Regions from separate parts of the Homo sapiens genome. Here region 1 is linked to region 2. A link is an interaction called in ENCODE POLR2A ChIA-PET data of the cell type or tissue named here. Cell type or tissue: K562. All regions are shown on one strand.

What was found. ChIA-PET counts read pairs that join two places held together with the same protein. Peaks named below come from ENCODE experiments on the same cell type or tissue, not always from the same donor. Only the 100,000 strongest peaks of a DNase experiment are listed, where the experiment ranks them.
Region 1: POLR2A ChIA-PET joins it to region 2 with 5 read pairs; 2 of 35 experiments call an interaction of 5 or more read pairs at or near these places.

The regions. Positions count from the first base shown.
Region 1 is chr1:61,229,477-61,231,976 of GRCh38, forward strand. All of the region lies in intron 2 of NFIA (nuclear factor I A), which reads left to right. Among named protein-coding and RNA genes, the nearest start is that of NFIA-AS1, 23 kb to the right of the region's middle. In K562, no CTCF peak of the experiment used is centred here; no DNase peak of the experiment used is centred here.
Region 2 is chr1:61,169,800-61,172,299 of GRCh38, forward strand. All of the region lies in intron 2 of NFIA (nuclear factor I A), which reads left to right. Among named protein-coding and RNA genes, the nearest start is that of NFIA-AS1, 82 kb to the right of the region's middle. In K562, no CTCF peak of the experiment used is centred here; a DNase peak (open chromatin) is centred at 1,022.

The DNA of each region.
Region 1 (2,500 bases), 60 kb after region 2:
TTAAAATTTCTTGTATTTGATTTTGTTTGATAAGCTCAAACAAAAATGGAATGTGAAACTAGATGTCATCTCAAAGAGAAATCAATATTGGTTCATTTATTGAATGCCTACTATGCTAGGTGCTATAAGAATCCCATCCTTGCTCTGTGATCAAAGTCTGATTGAATCAGGAGCTGTGTGTCTTTCCTTCCTCCCCAACATGCATTTATTGCCTTTTCATTCAAATTTTAAATATTTTAAATGTTGACTTTTCTACAAAAATCTGGGATACAGGTGTGAAAACCTTACTAAAAATCATGTGGAACAAAAAGAATTTGATACAATTTAGCATTGATTCCAAATTTTTTAAAACCAGTAACAAAGGAGAATAGTATCCTTAACAGGATAAAATTATCTATGTCATGTCAACAGAAGGAATCATACTGAATTGTGAAATATTGGAATCATCTCCCCTAAGATCAGGAAGAAAACAAAGATGGCTGCTATCACCATTATTATTTAATGTTCTTCTAGAAGTTTTGGACAATGTCATATTATATGACTTAGAAATAAGAATTATAACTATCTGAAAGGAAGAAATGAAATTATCACTATTTGGAAATGATAGAATTATCTACCTAGACAAAAGGTTTAATTAAAAAACATTTGGAATTAATAAGAAAATTTAGCAGAAGATCTAGTTAAAAGATAAACATCCCAAAGCCAAAAATTGTGTTATATAATCATCTCCAATAAGAAGCTGTGACAGAAAAAAGATCTCATTCAGGAGAGCAATAAAAAACAGAATATCTAGAAATAACCTTAAAATAATTTGACAGTAATTTGATGGAAAGACCTACTGTGAAGTGGGTGTTCTGAATTATGAGAGTTATATGAATAGGAAGGAATGGCATCTAATGGTATCACCCCTTAAATATTTCTGTCAAATCATAACCTAGAAGTTATCTCTTACTCTTCTTTCATGTTTCATATCTAATCATCCACTAAGTTCCCCGAGTCCACCTTTTCATTAGCATGCAAATTAATTCCTATCCTACCCTATGTTTCCTTCAATTTTAGACCTTTATTATTTCTAACCTAGACTTTGTAACCTCTTTACTCCCAGTCTTTCCCAATCATCTATCCCTTCATTACACTACTGCCAGAGTGATCTTTCTGAAATAACAACTATTGCTCCTTTGTTAACATACCTTCATTGACTCCCTCTCACCAGCTGTATAAAGTCCACTCTCCTCACCCGCATCCCGTTTTTCACACTTGGGCACACCCTGCTCCAGCTCTGTGTTCTAGCTGGGTTGCCATGCTTACAGTTTACCAAGGTGCTGTGCTTTACCAGTGCCTCAGTACTGCAGTGTCAGTGCAGGGCCATTGCGTCTTCTGGTTTCTCTACAGGACACTCTCCATCTAAATGGCTTCACAGTGTGGAAAACTCCAGCTCTTCTTTACATTCAGTTTAGGCATTGGATCACTTGGAAAACCATTCCACACACTTTCTTGCAGTTAGGGACTTACCTTCCCTGTTTCCTGAGAAGCTTTGTATACTTCTGCCACAGTACTTATCACATTATACTGTAGCTACTAGTGACCCCCACTAGAGTGTAAAGCTCGTTGCATCTCTAGCATGTAGCTCAGTGGCTGGCTCTTTGTTATTTGTTGAAATGTATATTTTTAACAAATTTGATACTCATGAAGTTCTGTGTTTCTGAGATAATTTTATAGTTACACAGCTGTTTTCTGGGACAGTTACTTTAAAATTTCCTGGTTTTTTCTTTTGCATATTGGAACTAAGCAATGACTGGATATAAAGTATCACTATACACATATTTGATGTCACCACTAAAGTTTGACCAATGTTTAATGGTTTTTCAGGAATAAAAATAAAGTCCTATGAATTAGGATATAAATTGTGTTTATGTTGCCACTGCTTACCATTTCTTTGTTAGATGTTATGCCTAGATTAATGTCATTAGCTTATATGCTGAAAATGTAATCACATAATGTTTTTAAAATAGTAAATGACACAATTATTATATATATGTAAAATTCAGATCCATTCAAAAAATATCCATGTTCTTTTATATGCTTAGGACTCAACTTGGTGCTATTGTATTTAGCTATTGTAAAATAGCTCAGCCTTTAAGAAGTTTGTATATAAGGTAAGACCTGCTTATATAACAGCCAATTTAAGATTAAAAATAGCAGTCTAAGCTGAGTATAGTGGCACATGCCTATAGTCCCAGCTACTCAGGAGGCTAAGGCAGGAGGATTGCTTGAGCTAAGAGTTTAAGGCTACAGTGAGCTGTGATTGTAACTGAGAATAGCCACTGTACTCCAGCCTGGGTAACACAGAGAGACCATGCCTCAGTGTAAAAAACAAACAAACAAACAACAACAACAAAAAAAAACAAAACAAGAAATAATACAACAGTATTGCATTCTGAGAGGGCCTATATCATCTATTTTATAGATAAGGAAACTGACTTTCAAAGAAATTCTGTGA
Region 2 (2,500 bases):
GTGAATCCTGGCTTCTTGCACATAGTAGCTGCTCAAGAAATGGTCATTGAGCCATATTAGTTGAGTAAACCAGTTTTCTTCTGATTGAATTTGAACAGCAAAGATTTTTAGCTTTCTTCTTTGGTATTTAAATAAAAGTAATGTTATTTGTTCTATTTGCCATTATATTGTGATTTTTGGTGGTACAGAAAGGAAGATTTTTCCCATTACCCCTACCATGTAGTCGTTGGGCATTTGTTGTTTGGAAGGCATGGTAAATTAGCACAGGTCAGGCAGTCAATTTTATTGAGTACCTGTAGGCACTGTGTTGGCCTCCTCATCTGGCTATATAGAGCTACCCTGGAGATCCTCATGCATAGACAACTGTCTGACTGCAACCTCTGGACACCATCAGCTGTGGCTTTCATCAAGTTCCCAAAGGCATCCTTGACCCCAGAGGTTAAGTGAATGAATCTCACACCTGTCTCCCTGAAAGATTTCTAAAATGTCAGTGGCATTTGGACAGGTTCACAGCTGCTCTGATCCACAGCATTTTCTAGAACTTCCTTTTACCTCGATGGGGGAGGAGGAATGCCTGTGAACTTGAGCTGACCTTCAAGACGCTGTAGGGCTCTTGGGCAAATTATGGACAAGACCTACATTGTTAGGATAGGCCCAGAAATCCAGCTTGCTAATAAATAGCCTTGGGAGGTGCTCACAGTCGAGTCATAGCATTTGGCATTTCCCTGTACTCTAGCCTGTGTAGGATTTCTGGATGCTTAGGACTGTAACCAAACTTGAACTCTTGCCTGGGAATATGCCCTCCCCCACACCCCCAGACCTTTTTTTGCCATCTAAATGACAAAGATAACTATCAGTAACATTTTGAACTTTCCTACAAAATTGCATTCTTCGTGGTGTATAGTAGGAAGCATTTCTTTACCTTGGAACTTTAGAAGAGGGTCTGAACTGAGCAAAAATTAGTGTCCCTGCCTTTTTAACGGCTGGACACTTATCACAAAGCTGTGCCAACATCAGTGATGGTGCACCCACAAAGGTGTTTGGTCTTGATAAGCTTCTAAAGAAGCAGACTTTGTTGTTGTTTTAAACAGTAATGAACTGTTTCAGTTTCATAAAAAAAAAAGAGACATTCTTTCTTAAATAGAAAAGGGCAGAAAGTTTATAGAGAATAATGTCTAACTTGCTAATGCAGTGTTTGCCTTTGCTCTGTGGCATGTGTGTGTGTGTGTGTTTATGTAGGCATGCCTACACGGCTGCTTGTGTTAATACTTAGTATAAAGCCTTAAAATGGATACCAGATTGGCTATGTAACCTTGGAAGATTTATTTACACTCTCAGTTTCTTTTATTCCCAATCTTTTATCAAATGGTGTTTATTATATTCTCTGAAACCATTAAATAAAAAGGACTGTGGAAAAATTCTAAAATGCTAAAATTATTCCAGGCTAAAAAAAGTATTACAATAGGATGATGATGTTTAACCCATCTACTTGAAATAAAAAGCCGAGCAAATCGAAATGTGATATATTTTAGAAGGTATTTCTTAGAGAAAAAAATGTTTAATGTTCCTTCTAGACTGCCATTATTCATTGTATTTTTATTTTAAACATAATTATGAAATATTTTGAAAGTAATCAAGTAAATGTGGTGACATTTTTTTCTCTGGTTGAGCCAAGTGATAATAACAGATAACTGTTATCTATAATGCATACTACGTTGACTCATTAAAGCCTCATCTTTGTTAAAACATTGAATATAGGATTTGAGAAGAGGAGAAGTTTCCTTATTTAGGAAAGGTTTTTGGTAGGTCTTTCTTGAAGAAATGGAGAAAATGGCCTGCTGATCTAATCTGAGGACGAATAAGAGAATCCTCCTCCCTGTGGCTATCATTCCTATGGTGCTATACCTGTGTGGGTGTGGATGTGATGGTGTGTGCCTTTGTTGGGGGAAAGAGAGCACAGATTGTCATAAGGTTGTACCCTTAATTCTCATCTTCTGTACTTATAGGAACTGTGTGCTTGCCTAGAGACAGCAGCATTTGGTCCTTGAAAAACGGGATTTCCTGTGCACCCCTTAGAAATCCTCAGGGGCTGATACAAAGAGTAATTTCAAAGAGTTTACCTTAAGAGCTTTGTCACTGAGTGCAGAGAAAGGAATTTCTGTGATGATTCCAAACTTAGAGTCAGTGCTAAGGAAGAATCCATAGAGCTCCAAGGACTTCAACCTCAGGGGAGAAAAGCAGTAATTTATGGATCTTTCTAGAAATTACGGTTGGGTTCTTTCCCCTCTCAACCCAGGCTTCCTTAGTCACGTGACTGGAATTTAATTATCAGTGCCATAAATAATCTTGTGAATGGAAGCAGTGTATTTGGCAGTGAATTTCTGCTTCCTAAAGAGAAAGGAACCTTTAGAAGTTATTTGAAATAATTCTGTATTAGCCACGATCCTGGAGGCAAATGGTCACAGAAGCAGAGGATGGTATCCCCAGAGAAAAGTGGGTT